Linked DNA regions of Homo sapiens: all the other regions are linked to region 1. Evidence: read pairs that join two places in POLR2A ChIA-PET (ENCODE). Cell type or tissue: GM12878. All regions are shown on one strand. Each heading gives the region's core, and the rest is flanking DNA. Links, peaks and the distances in the headings are about the cores only.

Region 1 (5,645 bases), core at 237-5,236:
ACGTTTCTTGGGTGCTAATGCAGATTTTTGATGCATATGATAAACAAGCTGAAAGTAAAACAAAAGATAGTCAGGTTTTTTTCTAATCAATTTTTCTCTCCTAATTCTATTATATTGAAACTTATTTTTCAAAATCTGTTCCTTGTTGCCATAGTGATCAGCTCCCGATGTGAAATTATATCACACTGGCTCTCTTTCAAGTTTCAATAATGTGCCGTCACCACCCACTTCTCTTTTAAAATGTTTAAATCCTCTAATCAGTGAGCATCTTAATAGCCTCACTTTTGGGGAACTGAAGTAGGAGCTGGGAGCTGAGGAAAAGGTATTGTATGGAAAGTGGGAGTGAAATGAAAGAAATAGAAAAATGTGAACTTTGAAAATAAATTAATTTATCATAGAAAATAAGATTCGACCTTCCACATATAGCAATTTCCTCTTTCCAACATACCTCAAATGTTAATTTTATAAATGATATGCTAGGGCCAGGCGCGGTGGCTCATGCCTGTAATCCCAACATTTTGGGATGCCAAGGTGGGTGGATAACTTGAGGTCAGGAATTCGAGACCAGCCTGGCCAATATGGTGAATCCCCATTTCTATTAAAAGTACAAAAAAATTAGCTGGGCGTGGTGGCACACGCCTGTAATCCCAGCTATTTGGGAAGCTGAGGCAGGAGAATCGCTTGAACCCAGGAGGCAGAAGTTACAGTGAACCGAGATTGAACCACTGCACTCCAGCTTGGGCGACAGAGCAAGATTCTATCTAAAAAAATAATAAAATAAAAATAAAAGTAATAAAAAATATATAAATGATATGCTAATGGGTGAATTGAACTTTAACTGAAAATGAGAGTAATTTGAGAATGAAGGTATATGGTCTGTATTAAAACTCATAAGAATACCCTTAATATAGAAGTAATCTTTACAAAGCAATGAGGAAAAAAATATTCACACTTCAATAAAACAATGGGAAATAGGTATAGATAGCCAGTTTACAAATGAAAAAAGTAAAATACTCAATAGACACATAAAAGAATGTTCAATTTTGCTAGTAGTCCAAGAAATAAAAATAAAACAAGATGCCATCTTTTGCTTGATGATTTATAAAAATCTCAAAGGATGATAATGCCAATATAGCTAGAGTTTAGAAAAATAAGCATTGAATAAACAATGATATTTACACTAGCTTTTTTTTTTTTTTTTTTTTTTGAGACAGAGTCTTTGTTTCACCCAGGCTGGAGTGCAGTGGCTCGATCTCGGATCACTGCAACCTCCGCCTCCTGGGTTCAAGCCATTCTCGTGCCTAACACTCATGAGTAGCTGGGATTACAGGTGCCCGCCACCACGCCCAGCTAATTTTTTGTTTATTTAGTAGAGACAGGGTTTCACCATGTTGGCCAGCCTGGTCTCAAACTCCTGACCTCAAGTGATCTGCCCGCCTCGGCCTCCCAAAGTGCTGGAATTACAGGCATGAGCACCAAGCCTGGCCTCTTAGCTTTGTTTTCATTAAAAAAAAAAAAAAAAAAAAAAGGCCAGGCTTGGTGGCTCATGCCTGTAATCCCAGCACTTTGAGAGGCTGAGGCAGGCGGATCATGAGGTCTGGAGTTCGAGACCAACCTGGCCAACATGGTGAAACCCCATCTCTACTAAAAATACAAAAAATGAGCCAGGCATGGTGGCACACACCTGTAGTCCCAGCTACTCAGGAGGCTGAGGCAGGAGTATCGCTTGAACCTGGAGGCGGAGGTTACGGTGAGCCCAGATCACACTACTGCACTTCAGCTTGGCAACAGAGCGAGACTCCGTCTCAAAAAAAAAAAAAAAATGGAACCAACCTCAATGTCCACCAATAGGGAAGAGTTATAGAAATTATAATTTAACTACATGATGGAATGTTCTCAAACCATTGAACATGAAAATGATGACTTCATCTGTATTTCTTGACATTAAACGATCTCATATTGACATGGAAAGATATCCATATAACATGTGGCAAACAAGAAAAAAAAGCAGATGGAGACTAGGAAGACTTCTGAAAATACCCTAGGATAAATGAATGTGTGTGGATCTCCACAGAAACACGTTTAGATGCTGCCACACCAAAATATGAACTGTGGTTACTGCTGAAAGATATACTTATGAGTGATTTTTATTTTATAAATGCTGTGTTATGTGAATATTTATATTCAGCAGGTTGAAATCAGGTTAGCAAGAGAAATATTTCCATTTCCATTACACACAGGATAATTTTCTTACAAAAAAATTTAAGACATAAGTTCCCAGACATGTAAAGCTATGAAGACTGAAGCAGACCTTGAAAATCTTAGTCCTAAAAGGAAGTGGTGGTGATTGGGTTGGGGAAAGTTTGTGGAAATCCCTGGTACGAATCTGTTACTGAACACGTAGTTATTGACTACGAACCTGGACTTAACCCTCTCATTTTACAAGAAAGGAAGGCCAGGCCAGGCGTGGTGGCTCACACATTCCCAGCACTTTGGGAGGCCAAGGTGGGTGGATCACGAGGTCAGGAATTCAAGACCAGCCTGGCCAAGATGGTGACACCCCGTCTCTACTAAAAATATTAAAATTAGCCTGGCATGGTGGCAGGTGCCTGTAATCCCAGCTACTCGGGAGGCTGAGGCAGGAGAATCGCTTGAACCCAGAGGACGGAGGTTGCAGCGAGCTGAGATCGCGCCACTGCAGTCCAGCCTAGGTGACAGAGTGAGACTCCATCTCAAAAAAAAGAAAAAAAGAAAGAAAGAAAGGCCAGACTCTCAAGGGTGAAGGTGCTTGCTCTAGGTCACAGGAGTGAAGGGAGGAACTGGCATTTCCTGACTCCGAGTCTCTGGTTTTCTCACCCAAACATGCCACCCCCATTGTGCAAACTGGCTTTTCCCTCCAGCAATTTCGAGTGGCTGTCTATTTTGTATAGCGAAAGGAGGTTTTTGTAGTGGATGACAAATCTTGAGCTAAAAAAGAAACATAGTATGACTCAAACAGTGAGCTGAGTTTACATAGAAATTATAGGCCTGTGCTGCTGTTTGGTAAGATTTTGGAACTAATTACTAGGTATTCCCAAAACAACACTTCTCTGGGCATCACGTGCATTTCTGAAAATTTCCTGAGGGTGATTGCTGGCCAAGAGCATTTCCTGCATGAAAATCCGAACAGTTTCTTTTTTATTGTTACACTCTGATGCAAGATTTCTAAGAATCTTTCTGTGAATCAAAGACTTCACTAGAAATAATGCTGTGTGGAGTCCCTTTACTACCTAGGGACCTATTCAGCTAAACAAGCATTTCTGTTGCAATGTAAATCAACTTTCTGGAATCAAAGAGATTCCAGTTTAAATTTGTCTATAACACACATGAGTGTGAGTAGAGTGGTTGAATGGGGAAAGCCCAGTCTTGAACTGACATGTCTTAGAACACTGAAAAATGTCACAAGTTATGTCTGTGTTTCTGCTGGTGTCTCCTGTGAACTCTCACATCTGGCCTCAGCCACATTCTCCAAGGGGGTGCACCCCACACTCTTCCTTTCCGTTTGGTGTTTTCTTTGCTTTCTGATGATACTTGGGGACCTTGTCCTTGCTGCCGGTGCCCATCAGAGGAAGGTCAAAGTCCATTCCCAAGACTCTCTTGGATGCTCCCAATGGTGTCAAGCCTCAATGATAGCTGGTGATGCATTCTCTGGAGACTGGGGAGAAAGCTTGGCTGATACTGGGCCACAATTTGTCACCTGAAGCTGAAGGGAGCTGAGTCTTGAGAAAGAAAAATCTTTTATCTGAGGAATGCAAGTCTCTCAAATTATCAGGCCCAGAAACACATTTAAATTTAACAGCAGTCATCTCACTCCCCTTTGAGCTAAATAATTACCTCTTAGAGCCTGAGGCCAAGTAGTCATAAAATGCCATACACTCTATAGTTGAAAAGTGTATAGCCAATCACTAACCAATGTTATTTCTGTAAACCAATGAGAATTCCTGACAAACAACTTTAGTAATCAGCCCCTTCTCCTGATTTTTTTTTTTCATTAAAAAATGTGAGCCTCCGCCTGTAATCCCAGCACTTTGGAAGGCGGAGGCGGGCGGATCACGAGGTCAGGAGATCGAGACCATCATGGCTAACACGGTGAAACCCCGTCTCTACTAAAAATACAAAAAAAAAAAAAATTAGCCGGTGTGGTGGCGGGTGCCTGTAGTCCCAGCTACTAGGGAGGCTGAGGCAGGAGGATGGCGTGAACCTGGGAGGCGGAGCTTGCAGTGAGCCGAGATAGTGCCACTGCACTCCAGCCTAGGCAACAGAGCGAGACTCCATCTCAAAAACAAAAACAAAAACAAAAACAAAACAAAACAAAACAAAATGTGAGCCTCTCTTTTGTTCTTCGAAGCACTCCCCAAGGCAACTTGGAAGTGTCTTCTCAGCTGCAGTCCTTAACTTTTGCACTTGAATAAACTCTCTTTAAACTAGATTCTGACCTTTTTGACTATTTTAAATTGGCAGTCTGCACCAATGTCTCCACCAGAGCCAGGAAGGTGGAGACCCAGCACCAAAACACCCTCCCAATTCTCTCTTTCCTCCAGGCCAAGATAACCATCCTTATCTTTTATTTAACAATACACAGGCCTGATGCAAATCAGCTCATGCAAATCACACCTTCAAGACCTGCCCCCAGCTCACTGGACGGGTCTAGACCAGTGCGAATGAGCTCAAATAAGGATCTTGGCTACATGCATTTCCCTTGTCATTTTATACTCCAAAGCAAAAACCTGTTTTGGAAGAATGAAACCAGTTTGCATGGTGCTAAAAAAAGTTTAACACCTGGCTGCCCTAAAAATTTTCAGGTCAAGTTCACCGTGAAGGGAATGCAAAATGCAACACATAAACATAGCTCTGAAAACCAACGAAGACACAAAAACCAAACAATGAAAATATTGTCCCTTCCTCTGGTTTAAATATGTCATTTCCATAAGACCAGATCAAGTCGCTGTTGGACAACTTTTTAAAAGATAGCAACAGTTTAAGCTTAATTTCATTTTAATTTTTCAAAGTGAACTTTAAAAAACACCTTATGTGACTTCCATGAATACACTGAAACACCGTGTTACAGAGCAGCTAAAATAGGAGACCTGGCTCCATTTCGATAATAAATGGTTGGGCTCACTAATGCGCTCAGATCGATGTCAAGCATGGGGGATTATCTACATAAACACACAAACTTTAGCACCTCTAAATTTGACTACTCAGACATAAATGTGACTGGTCTAAGAGAAGATCAATGTTTATAGCCTTAAAGTCACTCAATATTTAATTTAAATGCAAGCTGGTTTATGCCTGAAGCCAATGCCTGACATTTTAGATTTTTTTTTTTTTTTCTTTTTTTTGAGACGGAGTCTGGCTCTGTCATGCAGTGGCATGATCTCGGCTCACTGCAACCTCTGCCTTCTGAGTTCAAGCAGTTCTCCTGCCTCAGCCTCCCTAGTAGCTGGGATTACAGGCGTGTGCCGCCACACCCGGCTAATTTTTGTATTTTTAGTAGAGATGGGTTTTTACCATGTTGGCCAAGATAGTCTCAAATTCCTGACCTCGAGTGATCCGCCTACCTTGGCCTCCCAAAGTGCTGGGATTACAGGCAGTAGCCACCGTGC
Region 2 (5,645 bases), core at 174-5,173, 150 kb after region 1:
CAGAGTTTTGTATTCAGTGGGTTTGGGGTGGGACCTAGGCGTTTGCATTTTTATTTAATTTTATTTTTCCTAGAGACGGGGTGTCCCTATGTTACCCAGGCTGGCCTCAAGCTCCTGCACTCAAGCGCTTCTCCTGCGTCAGCCTCCTGAGTAGGTGGGACTGGGGTGTAAGCCACTGGGCCCAGCTCAGAATTGACTTTTTGGTTTTTTTCTTGAGACAGGGTCTCATTCTGTCACCCAGGCTGGAATGCAGTGGTGCAATCATAGCTCACTGCAGCCTTGAACTCCCGGGCTCGAGTGATTCTCCCACTTCTGCCTCCTGAGTAGCTGGGATTACAGGTGTGTGGCACCACACTCAGCTATTTTTTATTTTTTGTAGCTTCAGTGTCATTTTGTTGCTCAGGCTGGTCTCGACCTCCTGGGCTTATGCAGCCCTCTCACCCTGTCCTCCCAAGTTGCTGGAATTACAGTTGTGAGCCACAACGCCCAGCCAGAATTTCAATTTTTCCTTTTTTCCTAACCTTGAAAGCCAGAATTTCCATTTTTAACAGATTCCCGGGTGATGCGGATGCTGCTGGTCTGGGTTCATCTTTTGAGAGGCTGTGCTCCCCAAAAAGGATATGTTGAAGTGCTATGTCCCTGTCTTAGTTCATTTTGGGTTTTGCAATAACAAGACCACAGACTGGGTAATTTATAGAGAAAATAAGTTTATGTCTTACAGTGCTGGAGGCAGGAAGTACATTTTGCTGCATGTGATGTGAGTCTTCTTACTGTCATAACATGGCAAAAGGCATCGCGTGGCAAGAGAGGGCAAGAGCCCACTCCCAGGAGCCCTTTTTTAAAGGTACTAAACTGACCCATGAAGGTGGAGGAGCCCTTATGGCCTAAATTTCTTCTTAAAGTCCCTACCTCTCAACACTCTTACAATGGCAATTAAATCTCAACTTGAGTTTTGGAGAGGACAAACATTCAAACCGTAGCACCATAGTATCTCAGAACATGACCTTTTTGGATATGAGATTGTTTTAGATGTAATTAGTTAAGATGAGGTCATACTGGAATAGCACAGAGAACCTAATCTGATAGGACTGGTGTCCTTATAAGAAGGCCCTGTGGAGACAGAGGAATGGAGTGAAGCATCTATACGCCAAGGAACCTGCCAGAAACTAGGACAGAGGCATGGAGCAGATTCATCCTCAGATCCCTTAGAAGGACCATCCCTACCAACGTACTGAGTTAGGACTGCCAGCCCCCAAAACTATGTGATAGCAGGTTGTTGTTTTAAACCACCCCATGTGTGGTCCTTTGTTAGGGCAGGCCTAGGAAACTAACACAGAGGCACCAGTTAACAGAAACTAGATTTCCTGGACTGGGAGCCTACTCGCATGTTGATCTAAAATTCTATAAGCAAGTTAGAAACAAAACAAAACATAATGCCTAATTATGGTAATGCCATCAGGTAACTGCAAAATGACGCAATACATACATCTCACTCCCTGCAGATAGCCTGAGCAGAGAAGGATTGGAGCGGGGGTGGGGGTTTGGAGTCTAACATAAGATAAGGAAGAAATGGACATCACCAGGTTCTGGCCTGCTTCAGGATGGTCACCTGAGTAGCTCTGGATCACATGTCTGAAAGGTTACCATGTTAAGAATTATAAAGTAAAAGTGCTAAGATGGCCAAGTAAGTATTGGCATGGTGGATTGTTCCAGAGAAATCAAGCCAGTTTGGTTCTCCAATCCTAAATGTCTCCCCTTATTTGTTCTGCTTCCATTTCGAAGCACATCTTTAAAACAGAGTAACCCCATTTAGCTTTCTCTCTCTTTCTTTGTGACAGGAAATTCCATTTAATTAGTGCAGTCTGCTATGGTTGTAGCCAAGTGCAGGGCGTGGAGTGAATAATGCATTTTTTATATTTAAAAAGGTAAATTTTGCTGATTTTTTTAATCATGGTAAAACAACATACAGTTTACCATCTTAACCATTTTTAAGTGCACAGTACAGCAGTGTTAATTCTATGCATATTGTTGTGCAACAGATTTCTAGAACCTTTTCGTCTTGCAAAACTGAAATGCTGTGCCTATTGAACAACTCCTTTTTAGCTCTGTGTTTTACTTTGGCTAAGTTAATAATTTCTGGAATTCAGTTTGCCCATCACAAACAACTGCTAAGTTGTATTCAAACATTTGTGCAATATTAGGTCACTTTATGTAGGATCACGGTTCAGTTGGCTCACTCTCTCATAACCAAACTGAGATGCAAAATAATCAGAATACAAATACAACTTTGTTTTTCATTGTATGTCAGCGTGGTGCATGTATGTAGACGAACACATGGTGCCTTGGTCAGCAAGATCAGAATCGCAAGAGCCTTTGAAGAAACACATGCAGTGATTAAAGTGATAGTTTCAAAGGATCTTAAAAGTGGCAAAAATTGTACAGAGCTGAATGTGGTGGTCGGGACTTAGGGAAGCTGATAAATGGGGTGTGTGGCACAGAGCCCTTCAGTCTCCCTGTCTCTGCTTCTCTCTGGGCGCTCACGAACCACAATAGCACACACTCAGACTTCCTCAATGCGTTCTTTTGCTGCCACATTTGTTCTCTCTTTTCTGAGCTCGAGCCAGCTCTTTTGACTTTTTGAACTTTTGTCTTTATTCACAAAGGTAATTTCAAGAGCTCTTGTGGGTTCCACTTCTGGCATCCCGCTCCTCAGATACCTACTATTAGGCAAGAGCAGAGAAGTAAAGTGCATTTGGCAGCAGTCTCTGCCTTTCAAAGCAGAGCTAAATCATGTAAAATAGGTTATTTTCCATCCAGGCATTCTCTTGAGAAAGAAAACCCTGTGTGTGTCTTCCCCCATACTCTCACTTCTTGCCAGTTCAGTTGAAAAGTGTTCCCTTAATGTTATTAAATAGGTATTTTCACTCACTGAAGTGGATTATTTGATTTCTGCACGGTCTTAAGAAAAAGTGAGACAATAGGAGTCTTACAAACAAACCCTATGTGGTATCTGTGAGCTCATAGATCTGTAGTTTTTAGGATATAGTCATAACTTTAGTATCTGCCATGATGTTCTCCATGCTGAATACATGAGCTATAAGTAATATTTGGAATCTCTGTTTATCTCCAAGAAAGACCCATGATCGTGGTTAAAGTTTGGGAAACTGAGGCAATGCTGCTTAGTCACAGCTCCAGGCAGGTGACTATTCTTAGACTCCTTCCCAGGGACTAGACTCTTCTGCATCACTCTCTGGGGTGGTGCAGGTCCTGCAAATTGTTCATACTTCCTCTTAGAAACTCTCCCTGATCTCATATCTTCTTCTTCCTGTTTTGGCCAACTGCTTCCCCAACCTGCACATCAAGCGGGTGTAATGGAAGAGAACTTTGTGGAATTGCGGCTTTAGCTGTCCCCTCACAGGTACTGGTTTTGCCTCTTGCCCAGTTCCCTCTCTTCGCTGCTCCAGTATGTTCCCCATCCTTGTCGTGGGCTCCCCGGCACTGTGGCTGCCGCCATCCTGGCCAGGCAGCTGCCTCTCTCCACCCAGAGCCAAGTCCCTTCCAGGCCCTGGGACTGCCTGTTTGGTGGTCAGGCTCCACTCAAACCTTCCATTTGGCTTTCCCCCACTCTGGTCATACGGAGTCCACATCCAGGTCTTGCTGTGCCCAGAATTCTGGGATGGTGACTGGAGTGAGGGTTGGAGACAGGCAGCCGGGGATGGTTCGTCTCCAGCTGGTACTCCAAGACGGAGAGTGCCTAGGCCACAGGTCATGAGAGCATTGCTTTATTAGATCAGTATCTGCAAGCAGGTCAGTGACAGTCTTCCCAAGACGTCCTTGAGCCCCTCAGAGCATCCCCTTCTGCCTCACGTCCTTGCAAAATGTGGTTTAACAAGCAAATACTTCCAAGAACAACCTCATACTGCTTTTTCCTCCTAATTTGTATTTCCAGATAACCAAGTATTACCTCACCTTCTTCTATTTAACAACTCTTTATTTCCCTGTGTGTAACTTGTTTTTAATATTGTCAAAATTACTGCAATGCAAATGAGGAACATCAGGGATCCAGCGGGACCGCTGGGAATATGTGCTTGTTCCGTGTTGAAATGTCAGTTTCATTTCCAGCCTCTGAATGAAGGCAGTGACCGAGCATGGCTACTGTGAGATGCAAACACTATTCAATTAACAGAGTTACATAGAAATGGGCTCAAGGACCTGGTCTTCCCTGGACGACAGAAGTGTCATTGACGTTTCCCCTAATATTTTGATAGGAAAATTCAAGTAGAGTTGATTATTTCAAAAATGTAGGGTAGAACGTTCACTACTTTTAAGGCACTTGCACTTAGGCATGGGTCTTCCCAAACTGCCTGAAGAGAGGATATGGTTAAACAACTGAGTGGCTTTCCTTGGAGGAAAAGGGAAACTGCCCTTCACTTTACCTTTCTGAGTCAGCCACAGTGGGCGCCTCCCTGAAATGATCTCATTTAATCCTTGCGTGCAACTCTAGGAGAGTGGTGTTACCACCCTGCAGGTAAGGAACGCTGTGCCCCCTCTGTCCACATATAGGTCACAGGAGCCGGTAGAGAGATGCTCATTCTCAGACAGTAGCCTCTTGGAGAGAGAATTCTTTTGTTTGAGTTTTCTAAGCCCTAGGATTCTGCTAAGCCACTGTAGGATTTTGCCTGCAAGGCCCCATTGTCTGTGGGCTGGTTGGCCAGCTTTGCTCTTCCTTCTTGAGAGTGACTTTCACATTCCAGTGGTTCTGGAGACACATTTGCTCCTCCTCCATTTGAAAGCAGTGATTTAGAAGCTTTTGAAAGCCAACCTGGCCTCCCAGGGCCCCTCACCTTTCTGCTTCCTTCTCTAGCGTGGCTGCATTGTTCTTGCCCCTCATTTCTTAGCATTTCCATGAAGTTGGGGGTGGGCAGAAGATGTTCTAGTTTTCCAGTGGGATTGCTGAAGCCTAGGAGTGGGATGGCTTCATGGGGGCTCTGGTGTGATAGTGGCATGTGCCTATATGCCCCTTGCATATGTTTCTTTGAGGGCAAGACTACGTCCTACTCTGGCACCCACAGCACTGAAGACTGTGCTTGGCCCAATACATGGATGTCAAGTCCAGATAGAGCAGGAAGAACAGCAGGATCTGAAAAAGAGTCACGTGTGGCTCAAGAACCAGTTAGTTGACCAGGGAGAAGGACAGTTTTGGGGGGAAACGTTGATTTACTTGCATGAGCTTCAGAAAACTCTTGACTGAGTTTCCTAAAGAGCAAAGTACCCCATCCTCTTGAGTATCAGGGTTTGGGTCAGTTTGGGTCCTACCAGGAAACAGACGGCCCACACAAACAGGGAAATTTGAGACTTAACAAACATGTGTGCAAGGTTTGGAGAACATGATAAGTGATGGGGAAGCACCCTCTGAGAATGGAGCTGTCATCACCCTTGGGCCTGAAAAGTAAAACAGGGGAGTGGTGTGAGGACCCTGGAATGGATAACTTCCTGGAGAGCACTGCATAACACAAGCTGAGCCTCAGTAGAGGGCCTCAGCCAAATCCACGGCCACATGGCTGGAAACTGTTCTCCTTTTCTGTGGGGCTACCTGTTGGCCAAACCAAACTAGTGTCCTGTTTTCAAGGGAACCTTTTGATTCA
Region 3 (5,645 bases), core at 293-5,292, 72 kb after region 1:
ACATTTATGTTCTCTCAGACCGCATCCAGGGGCAGGAGAAGGAGTGTTCATGTGTTCACAGGCAGCATCAGCCAGGTGCACAGGTCCAAGACCTCAGGCCAACTCAGGCTGGAAGGCACCTGCTCCTGTGGGGTGCTAGCCACCACTGGGGAGCAGAGATGAGCAGAGAAGGCTCCTGGAGCTTTGAAAGACGTAGGCAACCTGCTACCTGAAGGACCAGTGAGGAACCTTTTGACAGTCAAAGAAATTTTTTATGATAGGAACAATTTCTAATTGGTCCATGTGTGCACTCCTTTTCTTTTCCTGCTCTGCCCTGCCCTTTTTGAGATGGAGTCTCACTCTGTCACCCAGGCTGGAGTGCAGTGGCGTGATCTGGGCTCACTGCAACCTCCGCCTCTCTGGCTTAAGCGATTCTCCTGCCTCAGCCTTCCGAATATCTGGGATTACAGGCATATGCCTCCATGCCCGGCTAATTTTTGTATTTTGAGTTGAGACGGGGTTTCGCCATGTTGGCCAGGCTGGTCTCAAACCCCTGACCTCAGGTGATCCGCCCACCATGGCCTCCCAGAGTGCTAGGATTACAGGTGTGAGCCACTGCACCTGGCCGAGTCCACTCATTTTCTAACAGCAGTTCTCAGGTTCCTGTCCTTTAGGCCCATTTAGTTATACATTTGCATAATGCTTTGCAATTTTAAAAACACTTTTCTTAGACTGTGATCCTGTGGGAATTATTATTCCAATTTCTTGCGATTTTTTTTTTTTTAATTTTGCAAGCTGCCATGAATTCTTAGGAAAAAATGCATGGTAAACATTAGGCATACTTTTCAATATATGTGCAATGTGCGATATGCCACACATATGGCCAAAATGCAGTTGGCTCATTTTGACAGTTTTTTTTTTTGTTTTTTTTTTTAACGCTGCCATGCTGTTCCAATTGGTTTGGCTTGACAGTTTTGAAATTGACAATTTCTGCCTCTCCCAATCATTGCTCTCAAGGGCAGGGGTACCACACTGGACATTTCATTGGATCTTCGAAGGCCCTACATACAATGCTGATTCCCAGGCAGATACTTCATAGATGTTTACTTTCCATTGAGTTTATTTTGAGTTATTAGTAGGATGCCTTAGTTGGGATTCCATTTCCAACCTGAGGATCAGCAAAAATCATTTTATGCATCTGCAGTGTTCTTGTTAGGTAAGCACTGTTGGGACAGGTAGAGTGAATGGTTTAAATGCTTTCCTGTTAGATACCCTTATTTTTAAAGTGTGAGGTGTCCTTTCTTGATTTCTTTTCTTTTTTTTTTTTGATACGGAGTCTCGCTCTGTCACCCAGACTGGAGTGTAGTGGCGCGATCTGGGCTCACTGCAACCTCCGCCTCCCAGGTTCAAGCAATTCTCCTGCCTCAGCCTCCCAAGTAGCTGTGATTATAGGCACGTGCCACCACGCCTGGCTAACTTTTGTATTTTTAGTAGAGATGGGGTTTTGCCATGTTGGCCAGGCTGGTCTCGAACTCCTGACCTCAGGTGATCTGCCTGCCTCGGCCTCCTAAAGTGCTGGGATTACAGGGATGAGCCACCCCGTCCGATTCTTGATTTATTTTCTGTAATTGATTTGATGTGTGCAAATGTGTTTATCAATAGGAAGAGCACTTTCTGGAAGGCATTATTCAGAAGATTAAAGGAGAAATCCTCACCATCAGTTCTTAGTTTCTTGAAGCCCGTGGTGGAAATGGATACACAGATGACACAGAGACCATCCATTTTTCTGTTTTCTGTGTGTTTCTAGCCCCAGGCAAATCCTGCCAAGCTCTGTCTATTTTAATGGCCCCTGTTTCTGGTGTCACCTCTGGCTTGAGAACTGCATTTCCATTAGCCCCCCTTTCGTTCTCTTTAAGGATGGGGGGATTACTGTTCTCCAGGCATCATCAAGCAGAAAATCAGCACAGAGATGCTTATGAGCATGCTCTATCACACTAGTGTTTTTTAGATTTATTTTAGTGTTTAATTCTAGTATTTTATGGGAAACTAGTCTGTCTTTTGATATTGAATTACATAAAAATTATAAGCCCTGCTAAGCTTTGAGTGTGATTAAAAAACAGCTGAACATTTGAAACTTGGTCTGTATGGGATCCTAATTTGGGGTTCTCATGTGTGAAGGTCTCCTTTGATATCAAATATATAATGTTCCTTTAATGTAATACTGTCTATAAATGTGATTTTTTTTTCTCCAAGAAAGTTTAGTCTCTGCCCTACTTAACCTAAATATATAGCCCACCAGTATTTTATTTCTCTTTATCATAGGAACATAATTCAAGATCTCTTAGATTATGGTGATTCATAAACTTTCTAAATAAATTCTTTGCAAAATCATTAGATAAATATATATTATTTTAAATAAAGTAGGCAACGGTATAGTAATATCCTTCCCCCAAGACACAGAGTTAAGGCAACTTAATATGTTTGTATGTAAGAGGGGAAAAAAAGGTGACACAGATGTAAACCGGAAGGCCCAAGGTTCTTATCTTTGGGCAGAGGATTACATCTGGGTGCTTTTTATTTTCCATTTGCTCATCGGTTTTCTGAAATTTCCACAGCAGACTGTTACCTTGGTAGTGAGAAACAAAATGATACTTGATTTTTCAAAGAGGGTCATTTATACCTGTCCCCAGCCTCTTCCGCCTCCCAAGTGAAATGGGGCTTGCCAGCTGATTCATTTATGTTCTTTCTTGTTTTCTAAGTTAGTATATTGCTCAAAACAGCCCTTGCGAGCTCTAGGAGCTCAGGAGCAGTTTGGTGTCCTCAAAGCAGCCCCTTCCCTAAAGCTACAGCCTCTGGGTTAAGGACATGTAGCAGAGGTACTAGTGTGAGATGTCTGGGTTTTCTGGTTTGTTCTTGGACCCACAAAGCGCAGAGAGCTCCCAAACATGTTCTCAGGATGGGCGAGGGTAGAAGGTGTAAGTCTTGGTGCCTATCTGCAAGTGAAGGTGTTTTTAAGACACCATGTGCGTGAGCATGTGACCCATGTGGTTTATGATGCTGACTTTTTCCTCTGGGGAAATGCGAAATACTTAAAGCTCTTATCTGTCTGTACTGATTTTGAAAGCCAAGAGCCTAAGATTTTGACAATTAGTTAAAAAAAAAAATCTGCAAGTCATGTGGGAATTGTAAAAATCTTATGGGGAATAATAATTTTAACTTAACCAATAAATAACACAATAAAAATTAAAGCACTTAAAATACTGATTTAAGTGCTTTATTTGTTATTGCATAAATAAATAAATCAGGGAGCTGATTTACCCCACCACCCCTACCCATGTCAGACTCAAATTTTACTAGGATTATCTTGTTTCTTTTGCGTATTTATAGCTACTTTTCCTATGTTATTTGCCTTTAGGGCAAATTATATTCTCTTTGAGAATATTTTATTCTTATTTAAATTCTTTATTGTCTTGAATAGGCACAGTAACAATAAATTTATTCAAAATTCAACAATGGGGAAGAACTTTAATTAACCTGATTATTTTATATTTTTCTAGTGGAGTAGTGGTGTTAGTTCTACCATCAGAGCAGTAATAGTTGTTTTAGATTAAATTTTACCTTGAAAAAGTTGATATTGGAGACATGAAGTTTTCTTTTTTTTTTTTTTCTTGAGATGGAGTCTCACACAGTCACCCAGTCTGGAGTGCGATGGCCCAATCTTGGCTCACTGCAGCTCTGCCTCCTGGGTTCAAGCGATTCTCCTTCCTCAGCCTCCCAAGTAGCTGGGATTACAGGCGCCTGCCACCACGCCTGGCTAATTTTTTGTATTTTTAGTAGAGCCAGGGTTTCACTATGTTGGCCAGGCTTGTCTCGAACTCCTGCCCTCGTTATCCTCCTGCCTTGGCCTCCCAAAGTGCTGGGATTACAGGCGTGAGCCACCGCATCCAGCCCCTATGAGGTTTTCATGTGTTTTGGAGGCCCTCTGTAGTGCATCAGTATCCCCCATCACATAGTGTGTACGCAGTCAGCCAGCTCTGCTTGATGGGCTGGGTGTATGGGGAGATGTTTCTGGGTATGGTGTGGGGTTTTGTGTGTGGTGTGTTGTGAATGTGGTATGTGTATGTATACTTGTGTATTTTGTATGTGTAGTTTGGATGAGATGTGCATGTGTGTAGTATGTGACATACATGGTGTATGTGTGTGTATGTGGAATATGGTGTGCATGTCTGGAGTATCTGGCATGTGTGTAGATGTGTAGTGTGTGCGGCATACATGGTAAGTAGATATATGTATGTGGCATATATGATATGATCTGTGTGTGCGCGTTAGTGTGTCTGCAGGAGCATTCGAGAATGCCAGCGAGGATGCATTTCCTATCATCTGTTCTTAATGGAGAAGGATTTCTGGAAGCAGCAGATGGTGTGAAGTGTGCAGCTGTGAAGTTAGAAGAAAATCTTGGTAAGGACCAGATTGGTTCTGGGCAGGAAGGAGTATCCTCATAAAATCAAGCCCCTAAAGCTATAAACATCAGATAGCAGGGCCCGAGGCAAGCGGGGGTTTGAGAGGAGTCACAATGTGCTCTCATTTACAAAAGTAGTGGCTGCCAGCTTTTTATCCAAAATCCCTTAGGAATTACAGTTGTTTTACGGGCCCAAAATGCTTTGTAACTCAGCAGATGGCTTGAAGACTTCAGTATCTTCCCATTTTTACTTTAAGGTCAAAAGGATTCTAATTAAAGTTAAAGCTACAATCTCAATGTCATTGTTTAAATGAATTCACCAAGACAATAGTTGTGGAATCTTTTCAGAGGAAATTTAAGATGTTAATTTCCCACTGAAGTATAGTCTAATAATTGAGCTAAATAATGGCACTAAAGAATGACTTGGGGGTTTGCCCTCTTGGAGTCCATTTATTCTTAAAGAAAGATTTTTCCCTTTAATTATCAAACTAATAATGGCCATTGGAGGTGGGGAACTGGGAAGAAAAAAAATCACCAAAAATTCCACTCCCAAAGAAAATCATTGTAAATATTCAGTCATTTCCCAAGCATATCTGTAGATGTCCGAGTGTGTGTAGATGTCTATTTTGGTTTATTTTGCAGATCTGTGCTCATGTTATATACATAAAAGCTATATCCTTCCATTCGCCTTAAGATTCTATTATTTTCTCACTTTGAAAGGCCTTTAACTGAAGTCCACTGAAATCTTCAACAACACGGTTCATTTGTCTTTGAGACGGGTTGTTAGAACAAAAATTTGAACAGTTCTTTTAAAATACTGAAATAAGTGAGACCCAGTATTGATGGGAATGACTTTCTGCCCAGCTGTTTTCTTGTTGGCTGATTCCATAGGAATTGCCCGCATATGAAAAAGAAAATTGTAACAGATTAAAAAACAAAACCTCATCTGCTTGACATTAAATGTTACTTGTAACTTAAAAAATTAAATTACAAAACCATAATGAATTATTAAGCTTTATAAACTATTGGCTTTTAAAAAATTTATTGAGTTTTAAAAATTAAGTGTTTTTGTGTCATTGGCTGTGATGAATCTTTGTGTTTGTTAGACAGTAAGTTTATTTGGATGCTAAGAGATCTGCTAAACAGCCCCACTGGATTTTATATATTTAAAATATATCTTAAAATATTTTATTTATATTTAAACATA

The links. ChIA-PET counts read pairs that join two places held together with the same protein. Peaks named below come from ENCODE experiments on the same cell type or tissue, not always from the same donor. Only the 100,000 strongest peaks of a DNase experiment are listed, where the experiment ranks them.
Region 2: POLR2A ChIA-PET joins it to region 1 with 5 read pairs; 3 of 35 experiments call an interaction of 5 or more read pairs at or near these places.
Region 3: POLR2A ChIA-PET joins it to region 1 with 7 read pairs; 2 of 35 experiments call an interaction of 5 or more read pairs at or near these places.

Annotation. Positions count from the first base shown.
Region 1 is chr9:87,461,317-87,466,961 of GRCh38, forward strand. No RefSeq gene overlaps it. Among named protein-coding and RNA genes, the nearest start is that of DAPK1, 34 kb to the right of the region's middle. RefSeq lists enhancers at 3,490-3,729, 4,571-4,620. In GM12878, for the core only: no CTCF peak of the experiment used is centred there; DNase peaks (open chromatin) are centred at 2,375, 2,935 and 3,455; H3K4me3 peaks cover 272 bases; H3K27ac peaks cover 2,169 bases.
Region 2 is chr9:87,611,263-87,616,907 of GRCh38, forward strand. The region is part of intron 3 of DAPK1 (death associated protein kinase 1); the gene reads left to right. Among named protein-coding and RNA genes, the nearest start is that of DAPK1-IT1, 61 kb to the left of the region's middle. In GM12878, for the core only: no CTCF peak of the experiment used is centred there; DNase peaks (open chromatin) are centred at 2,269 and 2,619; H3K4me3 peaks cover 544 bases; H3K27ac peaks cover 1,773 bases.
Region 3 is chr9:87,533,357-87,539,001 of GRCh38, forward strand. All of the region lies in intron 2 of DAPK1 (death associated protein kinase 1), which reads left to right. Among named protein-coding and RNA genes, the nearest start is that of DAPK1-IT1, 17 kb to the right of the region's middle. In GM12878, for the core only: no CTCF peak of the experiment used is centred there; DNase peaks (open chromatin) are centred at 2,795 and 2,975; H3K27ac peaks cover 2,583 bases.